Regions from separate parts of the Mus musculus genome. Here all the other regions are linked to region 1. The links are chromatin loops, found by intact Hi-C in ENCODE. Cell type or tissue: left cerebral cortex. All regions are shown on one strand. Region 1 overlaps Snta1 (syntrophin, acidic 1). Region 2 overlaps Bpifb1 (BPI fold containing family B, member 1). Region 3 holds the start of Gm39963 (a long non-coding RNA gene).

The links. Hi-C counts contacts between places; a loop is a spot of excess contacts. Peaks named below come from ENCODE experiments on the same cell type or tissue, not always from the same donor. Only the 100,000 strongest peaks of a DNase experiment are listed, where the experiment ranks them.
Region 2: it touches region 1 in a loop (12-fold over the local background); 25 of 42 quality-filtered maps call a loop at or near these places.
Region 3: it touches region 1 in a loop (11-fold over the local background); 2 of 42 quality-filtered maps call a loop at or near these places.

What each region holds. Positions count from the first base shown.
Region 1 is chr2:154,374,564-154,382,563 of GRCm38, forward strand. It overlaps Snta1 (syntrophin, acidic 1), which reads right to left. Exons shown (of 8, transcript NM_009228.2): 4 at 6,348-6,555; 5 at 6,111-6,241; 6 at 3,445-3,641; 7 at 2,444-2,631; 8 at 1,751-2,345. The coding sequence ends at 2,253. Among named protein-coding and RNA genes, the nearest start is that of Cdk5rap1, 5.8 kb to the left of the region's middle. In left cerebral cortex, no CTCF peak of the experiment used is centred here; DNase peaks (open chromatin) are centred at 439, 3,793, 4,722 and 6,583; H3K27ac peaks cover 2,164 bases.
Region 2 is chr2:154,206,631-154,214,630 of GRCm38, forward strand. Bpifb1 (BPI fold containing family B, member 1) reads left to right here. Exons shown (of 16, transcript NM_001012392.1): 6 at 460-541; 7 at 3,241-3,304; 8 at 4,868-4,953; 9 at 6,304-6,483; 10 at 6,835-6,888; 11 at 7,364-7,522. Among named protein-coding and RNA genes, the nearest start is that of Bpifb5, 13 kb to the right of the region's middle. In left cerebral cortex, CTCF peaks have their summits at 585 and 2,681 (motif pointing right); DNase peaks (open chromatin) are centred at 2,705, 4,729, 5,440 and 5,915; H3K27ac peaks cover 896 bases.
Region 3 is chr2:154,579,444-154,587,443 of GRCm38, forward strand. Pxmp4 (peroxisomal membrane protein 4) reads right to left here. Exons shown (of 4, transcript NM_021534.3): 4 at 7,601-8,000. It overlaps Gm39963 (a long non-coding RNA gene), which reads right to left and starts at 4,187. Exons shown (of 2, transcript XR_866872.1): 1 at 2,863-4,187; 2 at 2,367-2,563. In left cerebral cortex, CTCF peaks have their summits at 2,156 (motif pointing right) and 7,176 (motif pointing left); DNase peaks (open chromatin) are centred at 4,668, 5,583, 5,899 and 7,159; H3K27ac peaks cover 1,144 bases.

The DNA of each region.
Region 1 (8,000 bases):
CTGTTTCAAAGACAGTCTCAATGCGCGTGTCCCCTCAATACCATAACCTTCAAGAAAGTGGACATAGGAGGTAGGGTCTTCACAAAGTGACTAGGTCATAAAGGTAGAACCTCATGGTTACCTTATTTAAAAGAGCCCAAGCTGGGCACAGTGGCACATACCTTTAATCCCAGCACTCCGGAGGCAGAAGTTGTGGCTCTCTATAAGTTCGAGGCCAGCCTAGTCTACAGAAAACGTTTCAGAACAGCAAGAGAGAGAAAGAGAAAGAAAACCCTATCTTGAAAAAAAAAAGATTTTTAAAAGACTAACTCATTTTACAAATTTAAGGGTGAGTATACAAAAGTAGTCATGTGCAAAGGCTCACGCAGCAAGCAGTCCTTGGGATCCAGCCACAGTTCACGCTGATCCCAAAGCCCTATTCTTAGCACTGACTAACTCAACCTCAGACTGGCTGGGTTCCCTCTGGGGCTGTGCTGGCTGACAGTTGAATAACCATAGCCAAGTAGTGACTGCTGACTCCAGTCTCCTTGCCTGTAGGGTGGCAACTGTGTGGTGAATACATTGCAATGTGGGGAAGACATGGATAAGGAGTGGGGCCAAAGGATCTGGGGCTGTGGCAGTAGTCCACTGTGGGTTCCCGGGCTAGTGTGGGATTAAGGACTGATGAAGGTTAGAAAAAGAAACAAACTCCTCTGACTCCAGAAGTTTGGGGATCCCATGTTCTGCTCGCTTTAAGACCTGAATGTTCTACCTGCCATGATCATCTTTCATCTAATTCTGCTAGTTGGTGAAAGTTGCCATCGTGAGCACTCATTCCCCCTCCACCCCACTGTGACTGTGTGTTCTCTTCACCGCTGTCAGGCAGATGACCTGAATGGCCCATGTGATTGACTGTTCTTTGCATTCCACAGACCTACCCACAGGGCAAGCACACCCTAAGAAGCCCAACCAACAGCCCAGAACAAAAGTGCCCTGCCCAGCCCAGTAGTAGAACTGTCAATGCACAGTCCAGGCTCATGAAAGGAAATGTCTGCTGTTGCAGGCATAGAGACTGGACTGGGTTTGTCCAGGGTAGGGGTCACTGGTGTCACAGGAATCGCAGGAGAAGCTGACTGAAGCATGCCCCTTTCCACTGCATCCACTCCAGTGTCTCCTCCTGACAGAAATGAAACCACGTAAGGGAGCCTGGTCCCACTGTCCCCTCTGCTAACTCCCTGTGTCTGACCAATTGGAATCACACTTTTGATTGCAGGGGATTTTGATGAATTTCTTCCTGCTGAGGATAAAGACCTCTCAACGTTGCTCTCTGCCACATCACTGGGGACTACAACAGATGTATCCTAGATGCTTCTGGGTGAGCAATTGGTTGGTGGATGTATAGGTGAGATGGATGGGTAAGGAAGACTGGAAAATCTCTACTTAACCACATCTCCCCATTTCCTAGTGCCTAATTTCTAACCAAACTAATTAAGTAACTTCATGGGACAGTTTCCTCATTGACTGGAATTTCATAAGAGACCTCAGACAGGAAACAATCCAACTCAGCCAGTCTCAAATTTCTGACCCACAGAATGGAAGACAGGATGATCTGCTAGATTGTAGGGTCACTTATCACAGAGCACAGATAAAGCCAGTACTCACTTGAAGACCCAGTTCTCCAGGAAAGGGGTCTCACACCTTGTTCTGGTTCCTCTGGGACTACAGAGCCACCTCAGAGTCCCAGTGTAAAGACACAAACCACAGACATGATGCCAGGCTGCCATTGTGCTCACAGGCTGTTTATTATTCAAGATGAAGGAGGGGAGAGAGGACGAGGAGAAAACCCAGATGCCCCACGGGGCTCAAGGGGAAGTGAACAGAAAGGCTCCTCTTCTTCCTCTTGCCACTGACCCAGAAGACTCCAGCTGCAGAGATCTCAGGGTGGCTTAGAGGCCTCCAGGAGGCCTGGCAGCTCTGCTGTTGGCTGGGGACGGGATCCACACAGGGTCAGGTCCCAGGCTCGGAATGGCTTCTGTGTACACAAAATATCTCTCTTAGAAAGGCACTGGTGGAGGTGAGCAGTAGGAAGGCTGCCCAACACAAGCCAGACTCGCTGTCCCAGGTCTGAGTTCTGCTTCCTCAGGCTGGTCTCTGAGGCCCTAGTTCCCCTCCTCTCCCTTCCCTCAGCCCCCAGACGAGCAGGCAGTCAGCAGAAGGACAGGTCAGGCCACAAGATGAACGATCCTCTTCAGGGCTGGTGCATCTGACAGCTTCTAGGCCAAGAGCCCCAAGCGGGTGACCTTGGCGGACAGGAAAGAGTGGATGATAAAGACCATCGTTTTGGGACACGAGTGCAGGTCCAGCTGCTGCAGAGTGGACAGAGAGAAGGGTCAGGAATTCTGTCCAGACTGGCCTCCAGAAGAGCATCCCCACCCCCAGGATGCAGAGGCGGTCCTCCACTTACGATCTCTCCTTCAGCACCCCCAAAGTCCAGGAAAAGGAGACTCGTGCCATCATCTGATGACATCTGAAGTTTCTCGAAGGGCTGTCGGAGCAGCATGGCTCGGGCTGCTCCAGGCTCAGCTGCCCACAGGGTGAAGCCCTTGTCGATGTGCACAGACAGGCTGCAGGGACGGCCGTTCCACGTGCAGGCTGCAGGAGAGCAGTGAACACAGACCCTGGCACCTCGGTGATCACAAAGCCCACTCAGCTCCTAAAGCAGCTCCAGAACCTGTCTGCCGCTCCTCCATGGATGGGAGGCTCCCTCTGTCATGACACCGAACAACCACTGGCCCAGCCACCCTATCCTAAAATACAGAAGGTGGGCCTTCGAGGACCCACAGCTGCATCTTGCTTCGTTTCCAGCAAAGCCACGTGTGTTAGGGAAGCTTGGCTCAGTAGAAGAGTATGTAGCTATCATGTACAAGGACTTGGGTTCAATTCTCAGCACAATAAAATAAATGGGAGTTAAATTCTGTGATGGACACCATGTTTACCCCATAAAGGCGCAAGATTAGCAGGCTAAATTTAAATTTTATACAAATATAATTTAGATTGACATAAGAAAGTATTCACTGTTTACCTGAAATTCAAATCTAACTGGTGCCCTATCTGACCTACAGCCTCACCCCCAAGACAGGATCTCACTGTGTAGCCCTGGCTGGCTTGGAACTTGCTATATAGACCAGACTGGCTTCAAACCCACAGAGATCTACCTGTCTCTGCCTCCCCAAGTGCTGGAATTAAAGGTGTGCGCCACCTTGAATCCTCACCAGCAGAATCACAGGAATAACATAAGAAAAGACACCAAGAAGAAATGTCTCCCTTCCTCCCAGAGCATCTGCATACCCCAGATAGGGGCCCCTGAAAAAGCCCAACCTCCGTCTGTTCGCTCCCTCCCCCCAGAAGCACCATAAAAGAAGGAACTTGAAAGCCTCTAGGCACAAGAGGCTCCACCTGACACACCTGTAGACACTTCTTGTATGCCTTCAGCAGCCCGATGACAGCCATCCACCAACTGTCGGGTCCAGGCTGCCAGCTCTTGCGGCGACTCCACACTGAACAGGTGAGTGTCCACACCGTGCCGTGTACCCGTGCGCAGGGCAAAGGAGAGTTCTGCATCATAGGGCACTGAGCCCTTGGAGGGGCCTGAGTGCACCAGCCTGTGTGCAGAGCAGAGGGCCAAGCATGGAGCAGGGTGGGGCCGGGGCAAAGACCTGCATCCTTCAGCGTCTTACAAGGGACAGGAGTTGCGGAGGTTCATCTCCTCCATCTTCCCCTGACGCTTATTTCAGCCTTAGTCGTGTCCTCCACACATGTGCTTTCTCTGACTGAATACTCACGATCTCCCTCACACTTCCTGTAGATCGCTGTTCATAGATCCCCTACTCTGTCTAAAGGAGCTCTTTGTCACTACCAGCTTACTTTTCACCAGGGTTGCAGAAATTGTACACTTTGAATGCTTTTGTTATTTGGACGGGGTTTCACTCTATCACCTTGGCTGGCCTGGAACTCGCTATGTAGATCAGGCTTGATTCTTCAGCTTCTACCCACTGAGTACTGGGATTACAGGCATGTGACCCACACCCAGCTGAAATTATACGTGTATGTATATAATTTGGCCCAGCCAAAATGATACATTTTACTTATTAGTTTTGGTAGGCTTTTGGCTGACCTTTTCACTAGCTAGACTAGGGTAGAAGTTCTTGTCTATTTTATATAACACTATATTCCCAGTAATTTAAACTATGGGCACACAGTAGGTGTTTAATAAATACCTGTCTTAATTAACAAGTCACTAGATTAGACAGACAATCTAAAACCTGTCACTTGTCAGCTGGTGCAGAAACCAGGCTAGGCAATCATGGTAACCATGGTAACAAGGGCCCTAGACCCTGCAGCTTGATTCTCACTTGCTGTGTGGCCTTGGGCAGCTCACTGTCCCTCTCTGGCCGCCAAACCTCTAAGTTCTGGCTCTGAGCCTCTCTGTTCTTCACTTCACCCACTCTTAGTTTCCCTTGGGAGTGTTAACTGAAGCTCCCACATTCCAGCCCTGAGCCTCAGACCCTCCAGCCCCCAGTCTTCTGAGCCACATTCCCTGTTTCCCACATATGCTCTGGACATGACTCAGCATCTCTGGAACCTCCTCTACAGACACCCCAACTCCATTCTCACTGCCCCCAGCAGCGCATGCACACACAAACACACACACACACACACACACTCCGAATCTCCTACTCACCCACGGCCTCCTGCCCATCTGGCAAGCACGGAGCCTGTGAGCTCCCACCCATGTGCTTTCCACTGCAAATGCCACAGTTCTCCATCTGTGTCCCCACCCACCTGCTCCCCTCAGCCCCAGGTCTTCCCAAAGCTATGGCAGCCTCCCAGCTTCCGCCCTTCCCTTCCCAGTGGATGTTCTCTGTGGCAATCACGCAGCTTCCTCTACAGCACAGCCCCGGTCTCCTGACTCCCAGCTTAGCCCCTCTGGCACAGCTTGCCACAAGTGTTAAGATAGTGCTGGGGCTGAGAAATGGCTCAGTGGGAAAAGTGCCTGCTGCCCTAGCATGAGGCCTGAGTCTGGGTCCCTGGCATCCATGTAAAGCCAGGTATGGCAGCAGCCGTTCACAGTCCCAGTGCTATGGAAAGCAGAGACAGGGGCCACTGACCCCTTAGCCTGTCAGTCTAGTCAAAACTTCAAGCTCTGAGTTCAATAAGAGACTCTGGTTTTTTCCTTGGTTTTGTTGTTGTTGTTGTTTTGGTTTTTTTCCAGACTGGGTTTATCTGTGTCTGTAGTCCTGACTGTCCTGGAACTCACTCTGTAGACCAGGCTGGCCTCGAACTCAGAAACTCGCCTGCCTCTGCCTCCCAAGTGCTGGGATTAAAGGCATGCACCACCACGCCTGTCTGAGACTCTGTCTCAAAAACATAGTATGAAGTGGCAGTGACAAAACATGCCTTTAATCCCAGCAGCTAGAGGCAGAGGCAGGCAGATCTCTACAAGTTCAAGGCCAATTTGGTCTGTGTTACAAGTTCTAGACTATGGAGGGATACTTAGACTCTGCCTCACAAAAATTATATGTATGCTTGTATGTATGTATATGCACAGAAATATGTGTGTATGCTTACCATATATGTATATATAAATATTTATGTACATGGACATGTTCGAGCACTTCATACCTTGATACCTCTGACCAAAGATATTCTACCACCCTCCTCAAAAGGCACACTCCTCACTCATCAAAGTCCATTGCAAATGTCACCTCCACCTTACATCTTCCCTGGCCAAGTCAGACAGTAAACTATCTCCTATAACCTTCAATGTAACGGCTCTTCGGTGTCTGTCTCCCAACTCTGGATTCTCTCAGAGGTAGTAACTGTCCCCTGAACCATGCAGTATCAGATGTAGGTGTCAGTAGCTAAGTGACAATTGTCACTTCCCATTTGTCTGCTCTGAGCCTCAACTTTATAAATGAGGAAAGTGTGGCCGAGAAGGGGCGGAATGAGCCTCAGATCACCTGGGGAATAACTGGAGGCAGAACAGGGCTAAGGTTTGGGGCTTCTGGGGCCTATCTGGAATACCACCTTCCCAAGCCTGCGAGCAACACAGTTCCCCTGCTCCTCGGTACCTGGTGGCAATGAGCGGGGCAGTGCGGGTCGGCCTGCTCAGGGCCTCTCGGCTCTGAGGGAGAGAGCAGTAGAAGAGCAGCTCCTTCTCAGTCAGCAGGGCCAGGGTTGGTGCCGTTCCCCCGCTGGGCAACTGCAAGCAAAATGGTAATGAGGAGAGTGGAAGGGAAAGGGGTCCCCCGCCCCGCCAGGAGGAAATGGAGTGATAAGGGGTACCGGAAGTGGGACCCAGCAAGCACCTGTTCTGTCAGCCAGCCAATCTGCTTGATGTCCTGGCTCCCAGCTGTACCTGTGGCTGTCAGCAGAGCCTGGAGCTCATCTTTGACCCAAGGTATGAATGTGCCGATCTGCGCTTGGATGGCGCCCGCCCATGACCTTGCGCTGGCCTCATCCTTGGCCCTCAAGAAGACAGCGTCCTGGCCGTCCGCTGCACAGATCTCCAGGTACCTGAAGGCAAAGTGAGATCCAAGTCAGGCACATCACTGGTCAGCTATCCAGCCTGGCATGTGGCCCAACAAACCCACCCACTGCCGAACCCGAGGAAACCACACCGGGCATCCATGAGAGATAAGGACTGAGTTTGGTGCTAGAATCTCAGCCAAAGGTGTTAGATCCTGGCAGGATCTAGAGACAAGAAGCTACAACACACACACACATACACACGAATTTCTATACACCCACTCGAACATGTGCTAGTGGCTGCAATTATGGTATAGAGACCTTTTCTCCTGGTTTCTTTGAAAGGTTCCTGCTGAGATAGTTTTCCAGTCATCCCTGTTGCCTAGAATCTAATTCATCTACTAATAGGGGAAATATATTTAAAATCTTAAGATACAAAGTTTGCTTATAATAAAGACATAGGCCAAGTGGTATACAAGTATCAAGTAATCAAAGCACTATAGAACTAAGGCAGGCAAGAACACACTAAAGAGACTCTACCCCCACCCCTAGTCCCCCAAAAAGCCAGGTCTGGTGGCTCACATCTGCACTTGAGAGGCTGAGGCAGAAGGATCCAAAGTTCAAAGTTATCACTAGGGCAGTCAAAATGACTCAGTGGGTAAAGGCACGTGCAGCCAAGCCTAACAATTCCTGATTCCTGAGATCCACATGGTAGAAGAGAACTAATGCCTAAAAGCTGTCCTCTGATCACTACACATGTGCACGAGTGCACTCTCTCTCTCACACACACAGGGAGACAGACAGACAGACAGACAGACAGACTGACGGATGGATGGACAGACAGAGATAGACAGACAGACTGAATAAATAAATTAATTGATTGATTAATTTAAAAACTGAGTGTACTGGCTAGTTTTGTGTGTCAATTTGACACAAGCTGGAGTTGTCACAGAGAAAGGAGCCTCCCTTGAGGAAATGTCTCCATGAGATCCAGCCGTAAGACATTTTCTCAATTAGTGATCAAGGGTGGGAGGGCCCATTGTGGGTGGTGCCATCCCTGGGCTGGTGGTCCTGGGTTCTATAAGAAAGCAAGCTGAGCAAGCCAGGGAAGCAAGCCAGTAAGTAACATCCCTCCATGGCCTCTGAATCAGCTCCTGCTTTCTGACCTGCTTAGTTCCAATCCTGACTTCTTTTGGTGATGAACAGCAATGTGAAAGTGTAAGCTGAATAAACCCTTTCCTCCCTAACTTGCTTCTTGGTCATGATGTTTGTGCAGGAATAGAAACCCTGACTAAGACACTGAGCTACCTAGACTATATGAAACCCTGTCTCAAAAAGAAAAAAAGTTGGGAAACAAGAGAAAGTGAGTAGAGAGAAAAGAGAAAGTCCATGCCAGAAAGTATGATGGGAGAGTTCCAGGGGGGTAGCAACAGTGGTGCTGGAAAGGGTTTCCAAAATGTTTTAGGGTACATTAAAGATTCACTCCGTTTGGA
Region 2 (8,000 bases), 170 kb before region 1:
AACAGAAAGGCGTCACTCTGAGTCTAGATCCAGGGCTCCTTCCAGGGAATCCAGATGCCAAAGGCAGTTCTGGGTAGCAAAAATGTAAGCAGCAATGGTGGCACCACCAGGTTGGGAGGGTGGGTATGGAGTAGATGTAAGTGACCTGCAGACAGAGCAGCGTCTCATCCAGGGCTCCCAGACCTCCTAGGCAGGCCTAGGTGAGCCCAAAGCAAGCTCACCTTCTCCGTTGACTGCCTAGCTGATGTTGGGCAAGTCACTTTCCCATATCTCACTTTCCCAGTACAGAAAATGCTGCTAATGACACCTTCCAGGCAGCACACGTGACCCACTCAAGAGTGCAATGTCACCTCCAGGGGACCTGTCAGCACCTTCCTCCTAGGATTCCATGTCACCGCTATAAAGCAGGGACAATCCTCTCTTACAAGCTCCCTAATCTCCCGCTCTCCTTTGCCAAAGGCTCTCCTTCGTGGTCAACTCCTTGGCAAAGAATGTTATGAATCTCCTGGTGCCAGCCCTGCCCCAAATAGTGAAAAACCACGTGAGTAAGACAGGCCTCTGGCCTATGGAGATGGCACCCCCTGTAGGACTAGGGTGGAACTGCAAGCTGGTACCGTATGAGTTTTGTCTCCTTGGGTGGGATCCTTCCGGGACTGAGTAATTCCTTCAACTAAACCAAGAACCACTGAGCCAATAAACTGAGCCACTGACCCAGCAAGATCATTGAGGTCAAAGTAACAGGAAAGTCAAAAATTCAGGAGGCCTTGATCATGTGCTGGTCAAGGTTTTAAAACGTGTCTCTTAAAGGGTTGAGGGAAGGATCCCTAACTGTAGCTTTTGCTGACTTCCCAGTTATAAATCCTACCTTCAGGCTGACTTTTGTCTATAAAAGTGATGTCATGGAGCAGAGCTGGAAGAAGGTACACAGTAGCAAGCTCCTGTGTAGTATTGCCACCCAACAGACAGGAGACAGGAGACAGTACCTCAAGTGCATCAGACAGGGGACGGTACCTCACGAGCATCAGACAGGAGACGGTACCTCACGAGCATCAGACAGGAGATGGTACCTCACGAGCATCAGACAGGAGTCAGGAGCTAGTACCTCAAGTGCATTAGACAGGAGACAGGAGACAGTACCTCACGTGCATCAGACTGGAGACTGCTTTAATAGACAGTAGTGGATGCAGAGCAAAACACCTGGGAGAGGATGGGTTTTCTGCCTTTATTAAATGTATTTTAGTATGTTTTATGTAAGTATATATACTTTGATTTTAAAAACCAAGCCAGAAATCCCTGAACATCCTGCATTTTGTCTTGAAATGTTGTCATAAGCAGACTGTGGCATGCTCAGCTGTCCAGCTGTGGTTTGAAAGCACTGCAGCCCACCAGATCCAGCTCCGTTTATTTCTTCTGAGTCCGTAAATTCAGGCTGTGTGTAGGGGGTTGGGGAGGATAGAACCCACCTACTTTACACCTACTAGACAAGTGGTCTATAGCAAAAGATACCTGCAAACCTCTCATTTTATATGCCCTTAATATGCCATGGGTAAACTGAAATGTTTAGAAGCGGGTTCTTTCATATTGACCAGTGATTTCCGTTGTAAATTCAAGATGCTTTAGCCAGGCAATAGTGGTGTATGTCTTTAGTTCCAGCACTTGGGAGGCAGAGACAGGCAGATCTCTGAGATTAAGGCCAGCCTGACCTACAGAGTGAGTTCCATGACAGCTAGGGCTACACAGAGAAACCCTGTCTCAAATTATCAAAAAAAAAAAAAAAAAAAAAAAAACCTAAGGGCTAAGGATGTTCCTCAGTGATAAGGTACTTTCTTAGCATACAAGGTACAAAACCACAAAAAAAAGGAGAGAGAGAGAATAAAGAAGAAATCTCAAATGAGATGTTATTTTATTATAAAGACCTACTTTACTACTTTATTCTTAATCTTGTGTATATGAGAGGACGAATACATTCTACACACATGGGTGCCACCAAGGCCAGGAGTGTCTGACTCCTGGAGCTGGAATTGCAGGCAGGTTTGAGCTGCTTGGAGTAGGTGCTGAGTTGGGTCCTCTGGAAGACTGACACACTCTTAGCAGCTGAGCCATCTCTCAAGCCCCTGGATCTTATATTTTATAAGGGTTAATTTAAGAAACAATATTGACTAGTCTGGAAAAGGCTTGGAATTCCAGCTCCTTTAGGAGGCTAAAACAGGAGGGTCACAGTTCAAGGTTTGCCTGAGCTACAGAGCAAGTTCAAAGCCAGCCTATGCAACTTGGCAAGGTCCCACCTCAAAATAAAAAGCCAAACGAGCAGGAGATGTAGCTCAGTGGTAAAGCACCTGCCTACATGTGTGAGGCCTGGGATCAATCCTCAGGCAAGGAGGGAGGGAGGGAGGGAGGGAGGGAGGGAGGGAGGGAGGGAGGGAGGGAGGGAGGGAGGGAGGGAGGAAGGGAGGAAGGGAGGAAGGGAGGAAGGGAGGAAGGGAAAGGAAGCAGGAAGGAAGTTAGTTTCTGGTTCTTCTTGGAAGAGGGAAGGTCAGGAGAAAGGGGGGAAATAAAAGAGGGTTCCCTTTCAGCAGAACCACTAAATCCACACTGCTGACTCTTAGGGGCTACTGATATTTTTTGTGGGACTGGGCTGCTGGGTGAGATATTTAGTAGCATCTTTGGCCTCTGTCCACTAGATGTCAGTATGGCTCGTCTGCCACATAATGATAACTAAAAAATGTCTTGCCAGAGACTAAAATCGTCCTAGGTTGAGAGTTGCTGTGTCGATGTTAGGCAGAGAACTCCTTGATGGCACAGGACTATCTGTTGGGGCTGGAAACTCACCAAAGATACAGAGCTTAGCAGTGGGTGGGACAGCCCAGCTGGCCCTCTGTCCTAGAGTCTGACATGGGAGGAACTCTTTTTATGGAATGAATAAGTGAAATCTTGGCTTCCTCTAAGAGAGTTATGGGCTCCTTTGAGCACTCATGAGTGTCCCAGGAAGGGTAGCTGGCAGGCCAGGTACAGTTTAGACACAAGGCAAAGGGCAAACCGTTGACCAAAGGACCTTAGGACAGCTGTGAACACTGAACAGCAAGGTGGAACGGAGATGGGCAAATCTGTGAGTCCTCAACTTCACAGATGAACATTTGACTGTCTGGGGCATTGCAGTGAGACTAGGAGGAGAGCAGGCCCAGGAAGCAGTAGGCAAGGGGCTGGTTCTTCACTAATAGCCCTGACTTTGTGCTATTACAGCTGTGCCCTGTGATCCAGCAGGCCTTTGATGACATGTACGAAGACTTCCTGAGACTGACAACAGGTAGGGGCTCTGCTGTCTGCACTGCCTTTCCCTTGACTGCAGGCTTAGCCTTCAGGCCCCACCTTTACCCAGGAGAGACCGCCCTCTCAGCACCTTGGGCCAACACAGGTGAACAGGCACCTGCTAAGCCCTGCCCAGACACTGCAGCTTCAACTTCATAAGCACCTTATATGTGCAAGGCAGTGCTTCTCAACCTTCCTAATGCTGTGACACTTTAATACAGTTCCTCATGTTGTGGTGACCCCCAACCACAAAATGATTTTTGTTGCTACTTTCTAACTGTAATTTTGCTACTCTTATTAATCATAATGTAAATATCTGTGTTTTATGATTTCTTAGCCAACCCCTGTAAAAAGGTGGATCAACTCCAAGGGGTCATGACCCATAAGTTGAGAACCATTACTCTACATGAGGCTCAAATACCCAGGTAGGGCTGGATTAAAACCCAGCTCTACTGCTGACTTGATCCTTGACCTTGAGGGAGTCACTTTACCTCCTTGTCCCCAGTTTCCTCAATGAGGCTTTCTACCTCCCAACCTCAAAGGATTATAGTCAATATTTAAAGGTTATAGAAAAGTTCTGGGCATACAGGACATGTTCTGCCTGACATGGAGTTGCTTAAAAATATATGCACGCTAGATGGACAGATGGATGGATGGATGGATGGATGGATGGATGGATGGATGGATGGATGGTAGATTATGGTAGATTGACTATTGTGTGATTCTGAAAGGAGGGAATAAGAGCAGAGGTGAGCTGTATGTACAGAACAAATGTCATTTCTCCCTCCCTGAGAACAGAAAAGAGGAGAAGATATGGACTTCTGTGTTCAACCTTGGAAGTTGGTCCTGCTCAGCCCTCTCATAATAGGAATCAACAAAGGGGAAGAAAGCCCTACCGTGCTGTGATTTACTATCTAAAGAGGCACATTAAAGAGCAGCCTAGCCATAGCAGCATGGGCAGAGCAGAACAAATCACTAAGCCCCTAGTGCATATGAGGGCTAAATCCAGGGTTGGGTGCTGTATATGCACCATCTTACTCCCTCGGTGCACTCAACTGCACATATGGGGAAACTGAGGCATATGGCTATGCCTCCTCTGAGCTCACAGAGGAAACTCATGGTAGGGAAGGCTGGGACCTGATCCTTCCTGCTCCAATTAGGGGTGTGTGTGTGTGTGTGTGTGTGTGTGTGAGAGAGAGAGAGAGAGAGAGAGAGAGAGAGAGAGAGAGAGAGAGATCAGATCCAAGGCTGCAAGGCACTAATGTTATGGAAATTCCCGAGTCTGTCTAGCTGCTCTGTTCTCAGTGAAGCAGGGCAGGGCAGGGCCATGCACTTGGAGTGGGTTACAATGATGTGGGGGAAGCAAAGGTTTTAAACACATTAAAGTCTAGCTCTATGCTGGTGTTTGAAGTGGTCCCTGCAATGGTTGCCATGGTTACTACCAACAGCATCATTTCTCCTGACTCTGGCAGTGTCTTTAATGGCCAGAAAGAAGCAGTAGAAAATTACCCCACCCAAACACACCCTCCACCTTCACAACCTTTCTTCTTGCCCTGAGCAGCACCCATTGCCCTCAGTCCTGGAGCCCTGGAGTTTGGCCTTCTGTCTCCTGCTATCCAGGACAGTAATATCCTGTTGAACCTGAAGGTGAGTGTCTAGACCTCAGAGCATACTGGGGACATTAGCGAACAGCTCTTCTTCTGTGACTACCCAGGGACTAACATCTACACATCATCAGGGTATGTAGCTGATGACATCGTATACTAAGCATCTTGTGAAAGCCAGCAGGTAGAACGTCATGTCTCCCTACCTGACCTCAGACCTCGACCCTGTGTGTGCATGGGTCTCAGGGTCTTTCTCTGCCCAACCTCAAACTTCTGGTGACGTTGCAACATGGGCTCAGGACAGAAGCATCCTCAAGGATCACACAGCCCTAACTTCCAGACCATGACTCTCTGGCTGTGTAGCTCTGGGCAGGGTTCCATGGCTGTAAACTATAAGTGGTGATACTTAGGAGACAATGAGATGAGACCACACTGGCTTCCAGGGGGTGCTCAGTAACAATGGGATTCTGTAAAACCCCTACTGCACATCCTATGGGTGGTGTGAGTCCCAGACCGGTTCTCGGGAGTCTTGGAAACCACTGCGTGGGAGAGTTCCATCTGCTCTGTTGCAGTTTGAATCCTTCCTTCACCTAAAGGGTTTAAGTGGTTGAAACCTAAATGAAAAGCAAGCATTCTGGTTACAAGCTGGTTGCAAGCTAGTCATGGGTAGCATGCAGCCACAATCCTAGGTGCAAAAGGATCGTTTGAGTTCAGGCATTAGGGGCCAGCCTGGGGAAGCATAGGGATATACCATCTCTTTAAATATGAGACAGAAGGACAGAAGAAAGGATGGAAAAAGAAATTGAGACAGGAGAGAAGGGAGGGCAGAGGTAATCTAAGGGAGTCAGGAGGGGAGGCTGCCAGGTACCTGACAAGCCATTGCCTTCATCAATCTAAACTTCCTGACGCAAATACAAAGATGGAAAACAAACAGAATGGGTTCCTGCCTTAGTCTAGTTTGTGTTGCCAGAACACAGTGCCTGAGTGATTTATAAACATTAGAAGTGTACTAGGCGTTTGGTCCTGGAAGCTGGAAATCCAAGAACATGCTGCATCTTCTGTTGCGGGCCCCCATGCTGCATCTGCCTGTGGTGGAAGACAAAGAGATGGGGAGGGTGAGAGCAAGGGCAACCAGGAGTTGAGCTTACTTTCATGATGGTCTACTCCCACCTCCAGTAGCTAGGCCACTCCTGCAAGAGCACTAACCACTGATGAAGGCCCAGTCCCGTCCTAAAGGACCCGCCTCTCAACCTTACTGGCCTGGAATGAGGTTTCCACCATGGAAACTTTGAGAAACACCTTCCCCTCAGCACAGTTGCTTCCTTCCAGTTGGTGACAGGATACAATGGGCTATCAAAGTCCTCAGACCGTGCCCTGCTCTGTGTCTCCTCAGGCCAAGCTGCTGGACTCACAGGCGAGGGTAACCAACTGGTTCAACAACTCTGCGACTTCTCTGATGGAGACCACCCCAGACAGGGCCCCCTTCAGCCTGACCGTGAGGCAGGACCTGGTGAATGCCATTGTGACCACCCTGGTCCCCAAGGAGGAGCTTGTAATCCTGCTCAGATTCGTGGTAAGCCTCGCTGTGTGGGGAGGATGCCTCACCCCCATGCCATCTGCCCGCTGAGAGAGACCTGAGGTGGGAACTCCCAGTAACGATCAGCTCTGCCCTGATTCTGATGTTCAATGCTAGAGCCAAAGGCTTCCCTTAACACCTGGGCCCTGGTTCTGCCTTCAGAGACCAGATGTGTCTGTTTCCTCCCCCAAATATCCAGGGGGAGCTCCAAGGCACTCTGGGTACTGAGGAATCCGGAGATGGTGCCTGCACCCCAATAGCACAGATCACTAACTGATCAGGGTCCTCATTTCACATACTGAAAGCGTGATTAATGCAACTGACTCACACCCCTCCCCCTCTCTCCAGATTCCTGATGTGGCCCGCCAGTTACAGATGGACATCAAGGAAATCAATGCAGAGGTGAGTCTGTTTGCCACCTAGAGCTTGCTAGGTGCTCGCTGACTCTGTTCATGGGTCTCTGCAGGGTAGAACGGATGCGGGCTCCTCTCTTCTTTCCCACTAAGGGAACCAGGCCCCCTGGAAGCCCAGAGACTTCTTCAGTCTAGCAAAGAAACTTGAAATTGATGATTTCCAGTGTGACGACCCATTGCAAGGGCAATTCCCCGTACCCCCAGATGGAAGGGGTGGGCCAGAGTAGGACAGCAATCACATGCAGTGGAGAGAAATGCAGGGAAAGGCAGACAATGGCCTGGAGCTGGGTGAAGAGAGCAACTCTAAGCCCTGCTTCAGGCTAAGAAACTGAGAATATCCCTGAAGGGAGATGGCACTCCACCCAGGGGTGCTGGGAAGGACAGAGGCTGGAGACCAAGAAACACCACAGAGGACACTAAGGGCCTGTGCCCTGTGATCAAGTGTGGGTCTGATGTCGTTCCAGGCAGCCAACAAGCTGGGGCCCACCCAGATGTTGAAGATCTTCACCCACAGCACCCCCCACATTGTGCTGAACGAGGGCAGTGCCAGGGCAGCCCAAAGTGTCGTGCTGGAAGTGTTCCCTACCAACACTGATGTCCGGCCCTTCTTCTCTCTCGGCATTGTGAGTTTAAGTGTCTGTGACAAAAACTGGGGGTCACTCTGTTCATTGTTATGAATTGGGGCATCACCTAGTAGTGTGGGGAGGAGAGGGAGAGAAGAACCAAGAGTCAAGAACTTCGGAAGCCCATCAGCTAGTCACTAACACCAGCAGCCCATAGGGATAGAGGGACCATAGCTTCCATCAAGGCAGCTACATCCCAGCTAGGGGCATTTTCCAGAGAGAGGGCAACATTCAGTAGCTGAGAGACCTCACCCCAGAAGAAAGGGGGTGGGTCAGAGTAGGACAGCAACCACATGCAGCCGAGAGAAATGCAGGGAGAGGCAGAGAAGACTGGAGAAGGGTAGAGTCTTGGGTGGGCTCTGAGGAGTGAGGCTAGCCAGGCTTCCCCCAAGGGGGCAGGCAGTGCCTGTTGTGAGTAGATGGAGTTGACTCCTCCTTACAGCAGGGTCTCTCTGTGCAGCTCTGCACCACAGGATTT
Region 3 (8,000 bases), 200 kb after region 1:
TTTTTAATTTTGTTTGTCTGGTGGGGAAGATGTGCTCAGAGCATCTGATGTGGATGCTGGGACTAAACTCAAGACCTCTGCAAGAGCAGTTCAGGCTCTTGATCACTAACCAGCTTGGTTTTCATTTTTGTCTTTTGGTGGTTGTTTTTGTTTTGTTTTCGTGACGGTCTCATGTAGTCCAGACTGCCTGGCCATGTTTGTTGTTTTTTTTTTTTTCAACTTGACACAAACTAGAGCACCCAAGATGAGGAACATTAATTGAGAAAATGCCTCCATCAGACTGGCCTGTGGATGTAACCATTGGGCCCTTTATTTTAATGACTGACAACATGGGAGGGGCCAGTGCCATCCTTGGGCAGGCAGTATAAGGGTGGGTTGGTATAAGAACACAGACTGAGGGGCTGGTGAGATGGCTCAGCGGTTAAGAGTGCTGACTGCTCTTCCGAAGGTCCTGAGTTCAAATCCCAGCAACCACATGGTGGCTCACAACCACCCGGAACAAAATCTGATGCTCTCTTCTGGAGTGTCTGAAGACAGCTACAGTGTACTTACATATTATAAATAAATAAATTTAAAAAAAAAAAGAACACAGACTGAGCGAGCCAGAGGGAGCAAGCCAGGGGCATTCCTCCATGACTTCTCCTTCAGTTTCAGCGGTTCCTGCCCAGCTTCCTCAGTGACTGGGTGTGGCGTGAGTAGTTAGAAGATGAAATAAACACTCTCCTCCCCGAAATGCCTTTGGTCATGGTGTCTTAGCACCAGAACAGAAATCCAAGACACTGGCTCAGACTCACTGAGTGTAGCAGAAGATGATCTCGAACTCATGACCCACCTCCCTTTACCTCTTGAAGGCTGAAATTACACAGGGGACACAAATGACAGCTTTTCCAGGGCTGGGCATGTAGCTCAGTTGGTAGACTGCTTGGCTCAAAAGTAGGGCTCAAACCCCAGCACTGCGTGCGCTCAACACACAGAGGAGCTTACAGCCCTGCCTGCTGTGCTGGGCTCACTGCTTTAGCTAAGACATTGTTTGTGTTTTGGGGATATTTCATTAGATCTTAGGTTTTGCTATTTGGGGCTTTTAAAAGGGGGCTGTTTTGGAGTTTTTTGTTTTGTTTTTGAGACAGGCCTACTCTGTTGGTCCTGGCTCTATATACTTTATTGCATGGGTTTTGGAAACAACACTCTTGAGAGGGAACCATGGGCTCCCACAGATGCCAGAGGAATTCATGACATAACAAAGTCAGTCCAAAAGAAGTGTCTAAAGAGCTGATGTGGCCTGGCCCTACTCCTGAATCTCAGCTGACACCCAGCCCACAGGGAGACGGCCGGAAGAGCAAGGATCCTGGCATTCACGCCAGGACCTGTGTACAGTGCAGCCTACTTTCTAAGTCACGGCTTTCGCGGGCGTTCTTGAGCAGAGCTGGTGCAAAACACAGGCTCCCTGTACTTAGATTTCTCAAACCAACATTAGAAGAGAGCCCAGCTCTCCTTTGTCCTCTGCCAGGGTGGGACTGGCCTCGTCTGCCTCTGCTTAACATCAAACCCTTCGCTCTGAAATGCCCTTCAAGGCCGAGTAAGACATATTCCCTCTGAATCTGAAACAAGGCAAGGGAAGAGGGGCAAACACTTTTCCTTTTATAAATATGCTCTGGCTTCTCAAAGACAAGGCCGACCTTAAGTCACAGCTTGTCGTGACATGGCTTCATTCTGGGGGGGCAGAACCCAGTGTTCTGGTTTAGGCGAACGAAGGGTTCAAAGCCTGCTTCTTATAAACCGAATGCACTCACAGGGCAGTTAAAGGGAACAGGGTGGAGAGAGAGGCTGTTGCCAGGATCCTTTCTGGAGCATGGATGTGGAAGGCTTGAGTGGAGAGCATCATGGGCAGTTTCTCGGCATCTTAGTCTGCAAATCATTGCTCTCACATGGGCTTGCTTGACGATCTCTATTCTGGGCATGGAGAAGCAGAAAGGTCCCAAATTAACATCATCCTTTTCCTTCACTTTGAAGTCTGATTACTTAAGAAAAGACTTATTGTTGGCCGGTGTGTGTGTGTGTGTGTGTGTGTGTATACAGAATAAATGATTTTTTTTTTATGTATATGGGTATGTGAGAATATTATGTCTGCTTGTACCTCTGGCCACCATGTGCATGCAGTACCTGAGAGAGCCAGAAGAGGGTGTTGCATGCCCTGGAACTGAGGTAACAGCTGTGAGCTATCATGAGGGTGCTGAGAATCAACCTGGGTCCTCTGGAAGAGTAGCTAGTGCTGTCAACCACTGAGCCATCTCTCCAGCCCCTCAAAGGCTCACTTTATATAGAAAGTGACCCAAGCACACAGATGAGGAGCAATGTCAGAGTCAAGATAATGCAATATAAAGGTTTATTCGTAGACAAAGACAAGTGACTGTTCACAGAAGAGTGTAAAGCTCTGAAAGTGCTAGAAGCCAGGGGTGGAGCAAAGCCGGAAAGGGCTGACCCAGTCAGTTACGAGCGTTGTCCAGACTTGGGATCCGCAGTATCCATGTGAGACACCAGGTGCAGTAGTGTGTGTCTGTGATCCCTGCACAAGGACACAGAGACAGGGGATCCCTGGGGCTCACTGGCCAGCTGACCTAGTTGAATTCCTGAACTCCAGGTTCAGCGAGACTGAGAGATCTCAAAAATAAAGTGGAGAGCAACTGAGGTAGACACCTAATGTAGGTCTCTGACCTCCACACACTCACACACACACACACACACCCCAGACACACACGCATGTTTGCACGTGCGCATGCATGCACATGCAGAGTTGAGGGCACTCTTAGAGTGGGTGTCCCTGGCAAGGGGCTACTTATGACTGAGCTTAAGAAAGAGTCTTACTTTTCCCTTTGCTATAGGATTGTTGTACAGCTTGATGGTTTGATTTGTTTGAGAGACAGGGTCTCATTCTGTAGCCCCGCCTCGCCTGGAATTTCCTGTGCAGATCAGACTGATCGTCCAACTCATAGGCCAGCCTCTGACTCCCAAGTGCTGAAATGAAAGGAACAGACCACCTATGCTACTCTGTGTGTGTGTGTGTGTGTGTGTGTGTGTGTGTGTGTGTAGAGAGAGAGGGGGGGGGAGGAGGGAGGGGGGGATAAAGAATGAACTAGATCTCTCCTGCTGCCCCGGAAAGGTGAGAACTAGAGGAATGTATGGGAAGCCACCACCATGGCTAACTTAGTCTAGACACTGAATTGCAGGCCATCCTGGGCTATAGAGTGAGACTGTCTCTCTCTCTCTCTCTCTCACACACACACACACACACACACACACACACACACACACACGGGTTGTGGGGAAACCCAAGCATTGTGGGGCAAGTGGACCGTGCCCCTGGAAATCTCAGAATTGAGAACAGTAGGCGTGAGGGCAGCTCCCCACCAAACTACCTGATCTGATCTGGGACGTGTTATCATGACACCCCACTAAGAGGCCTGTGACAGTAGGTCTGCGAAGCACAGACACCTGCCGTTCTCCATGATAATGAGGTATCAGCATTCAGCCAATGAACTTCCCTTCCTGGGCACTCCTTCCTGAAAAAGGCATTTAATCCCTGGTTCACCCTGAGTAAGATGTATGCATTCTTATTCCCCCATCAAATAAAGCAGTTTGGCCAAGCAAGGACCCTCTCCTTCTTCAAAGATCTACAAGGCACGAGACCTTCATCCTAAAGAGCCAAGACTACATCTCCGGTAGAAGGCCTTCTCTCTTCTGGTCCCTCCATACTCTTGACATTCACTTGGAACCAAACTGGATTTCACCCCAGTCCTAGGCTCAGCCCTCCCCTTCCTGCATGGTGGGTAGAGGAGACACAGACCCCATTCCCAACTCCTCAAGTTCCCCAAGGTCTCTTGGGTACACAGGAGGCCAGGAACCACAGTGTCTGTCCTAGACCCCACTGTTTCTTATCCGGGAAACATGGGATGGGACTCTTATCACGGACTGTGTTCTGCCTCTCCTGAGCAGCTTGCCAGCGACAAAGCAAGGTACCCACATTTATAGTCCTAGCATTCAGGAAGTGGAAGCAGGAGGATCAGGAATTCAATGCCAGCCTCAGCTGCATGCTGGGTTTAAGGCTAACCTGGGGCTACATGATATCCTGTCCTTCTGTTTGTTTGGTTTTAGGTTTTTGAGACAAGATTTTTCTGTGTAGCACAGGCTGTCCTGGAACTTGCTCTGTAGACCAGGCTGGCCTTGAATTCACAGAGATCCATCTGCCTCTGCCTCCGAGTGCTAGGATATAAGGTGTGCGCCACCACTGCTGGGCATGCCCTGTCTTAAAACAAACAATAACAAAACAAACAAAAAACAACAAAAAAACCAAAATCAAGACCCCCCCCCCACAGGAAGAAAGTTAACTAAACAATATAATATTTTAACTTTTTCAGTAATTGTAGATTAATCCACTCTGCTGTTTAAGGAAGGCGAATGGCAATAGCTCCTCTCCATGTGCCAATGGCCCTTTGGCAATCCCTACACACAGATCATAGAAAATGGAGGCTCAGCAAGGAAGGAGTGAAGCTGGGCTCCTCCCAAAGCCGTTGAAGACAGGCTCTGTTCCTCTCTGTGGGGACCACCCCGCCTTCCTCCCTGGAGTGTGCAGTTGGAGGCACCAGATGCTCTGGCAAGATCCAGAGAGATACCATCTGCGAGGGAAACCTATTCTTAGAGAGCAGAGTCAGTAAGTGGTGGAGCAGGCCACCCCCAGCAGTGGAGGAGGGATATCAGGGCAGGAGTCCAAGGCTGACTGGGGAGAAGGGCCGGCTAAACACAGGGCACACTTATTTCTTACAACCAGCTTCCTCCTGTATTTGTTCTATTGGAAATAAGAGCAATGTCTTATTGAATGCTCACTTTACATGCGTCACTTAATCATTCCAGACACCACGAGGCGCATGTCATCACAACACCCCTTTTACAGATGAGGCACAGATGGCTAAGCCACTTCATCCGTCAGGGCTCCAACCTGAGCATGCTGGCTCCAAAGCCCTTACCCCTTGCAACTGTCTATACTGCCTCTTAGTGTATTGACTAGTAGCCAATTTTAGTTTGGGTTTTTCTCCAATAATAAAGCCCAAGACAAGGGTTTGTGTGCAAGTGACGCACTGTCCCAGCAGATGCAATGGATGTGGCGTTGAAGGAGATAGTTTCCACCATGGGCACCTGGAGTCCAGCCCTGCTTGGAGCTCTAGCAAGCAGCACGCAGAGTGTATGGAGGGTTATCTCTTCTGAGGGCTGGGAGCTGCCTGTGATGATATTTCTTAGTGCTGGCCTAATGCTGCTCAAGGGGCATATTAATCTCTAAAACTTCACACCTGCCGCAGAGTGGTAAATCAGGCACCAGGAGTGGGATCCCTCAGGCGGGGGTGGGGGGGTGGGGGTGGGGACACCGGAGTGGCGACTGGAGAAGCCAGGTATGAAGAGAAGAGAGGATGGCAGGGCTCCCCATCATCTAGACTAGACCTGCCTGGCAATGGCCGTCTCCTGACGGGCTCCAGCGCTGGTTCATCTTCCAGTTCCAGCAGAGAAAGCAGCTCTTCCAAACGATCTGCTCTGAACTCGCAGGGAACGGCCGTGGCTGAGAGCACTGGGGAGTCAGAGAGAGCCTCTGCTGCCCTGCAGCTCTGTGACTGGTCAGTGACCTGGGACAACTGCCATTCACCACCCCCTCAGCAAGCTGGCGGGGCTCCTAGAACAGTACCCACAGCTTGGGAAACTTATAAGACATACCTTGGACCAGCTCCAGACCCCCTGGGTCAGAATTTGCATTGTATTCATTCATTCATTCATCCACTCATTCATTCATGTGTTCATGAGATAGGGTCTCAGTCGTCCAGGCTTCCAACTTGCTTTGTAGCAGAAAATGACGTTGAGCTCCCTTCCTCTTGCCCCCACCTCCCAGGTGCTGTGAATATGGGCGTTTGTCTCCATGCCAGCCCAGAATCCGCACAGTGATGAGCACTCCAGCGACTCGAGTAGACTTCTACTGGTCATTTCAGTCACATAAAAAGACAGGAGGAGAGGGCACGGTGGAAGGAATGCACTGCACCAAACCAAGTGCCTCAAATCGGTAGCCTCCGGACCAGGCTTTTCTGAGAGCTGTTTTGTTCCTTCAGATGAATGGTTTTTAAAAATTCTGCCTGGCACACAATTCTCCAGTCCACTGTGCCCCATTCCCCCCCGTGCCATAGCACCCCAAGCACTTTCCATTTATGCCACCAAGAGCTCCTGTGAGCATCTGGGTTGGTGTCAAATGTCAGATGCTATAATCAACGACTGCAAAGCACGGCTAAGGTTTTCTAGGTTTAATGCGGGGCACTGAAGGAAACACGGGCTTCAAAGTCAGGCAGGCTGTTCAAATCATCCTGAGACCACATACCTGGAAAACATGGATCAGCGTGCATCCTTGCAAGGTTACTAGGGATTAAAGACAATCATATGCAAAGCAGTCAGGAGGAAGGAGAAACTCGCTATGCTGAAGTCACTGGTATAGTGGCTCTCAGGTGCTGCCAAGTGTCCAGGGTGGGCATCGGGTTAGCAGGGCTGGAGGTGCTGAGAGTTGGAGAGCCTTCCCCGGGGATGCATCACAGAGTGGGGGCAGGGCTCAGACTGTGTCTTTAGTTCCAGATTTTCAGTGTCCTCCGGAACCTTCTGTGAGGATAACCGTGTGACCTGGTGCACGCAGAACACACTGGCAGTGTTGAGGACATACTTCAAGAAAGGCTGTTACCAATCTTTTATATTAACATATGTAGCAATGGCACAGTTTGGGAAATATTGAGTTAAAATATACACGATTAAAGGTCTGAGGCTGGAGAAATGGCTTAGTGGTGAAAGGCACTTAGTTCACCAGGCAGTCCACGTCTTTAATCCCAACACTGGGAGGCAGAGGCAGTCTGAGTTCGAGGCCAGCCTGGTCTACAGAGTTAATTCCAGGACAGCCAGGGCTACACAGAGAGACCCTGTCTGGGGAAAAAAAAAAAAAAAAAACCTCAAACAATCATACAACAACAACAACAACAACAACAACAACAACAAACTTAAGTGCTCTTGCAGACGACCAAGACCAAGCTTCATTTCCCACATAGTGGCTCACAACACCCATACCCTCAGTTCCAAGGAACTCAGCGCCCTCTGCTGACTTCTGCTGGTACCACACACACGCATGGTACACAGATGTACATGCAGGCAAAATATATGATTAAGATTAATTTTACATGTTCTTTAATGTTTTATTATATTTTCATTTATTTATTGTATATGTGCGTGTGTGTGTGTGTGTGTGTGTGTGTGTGCACGTGTGCATGCACACATGCCAAGGCACACATGTGGGGGCAGAGGACAACTTGCAGGAGCTGGTTCTCTTCTTCCACCATGTCACCATGTAGAACACAGGGATCAAACTCAGGTCGCCAGGCTTGGCTGCAACCATCTTGACTCACTGAGCCATCTCCTTGGACGCCCACCCCCGCCTTTTTTTGAGACAGAGGTTGTTTGTTTGTTTGTTTTTTAATGTATCGCAGCCTGGCCTGGAGCTCACAACCCTACTGCCACAGCCTTTTTTTTTTTTTTTTTTGGTTTTCCGAGACAGGGTTTCTCTGTGTAGCCCTGGCTGTCCTGGAACTCACTCTGTAGACCAGGTTGGCCTCGAACTCAGAAATCTGCCTGCCTCTGCCTCCCGAGTGCTGGGATTAAAGGCGTGCGCCACCACTGCCCGGCCACAGCCTTCTTAATGCATCTCAAAAAATGTGGACACTTGAAGTTTTATTCTCAGTGCTGGTGATAGGATCCTGCGTCTCATACAAGCTTGACACGTGCTGTGCACGTGACTCATCTAGTGCTCCTATTTGACAGTAGGGCTCCAGAACTTCTCAGCAGAATAATTTAGACAAAGAATTTAGTTTTTTTTTCCCCTTTCAAAGTGTTTGTAACCTATTGCCCACTAGCAAGGAGCCCTCTGATATACAGTAGAGGGG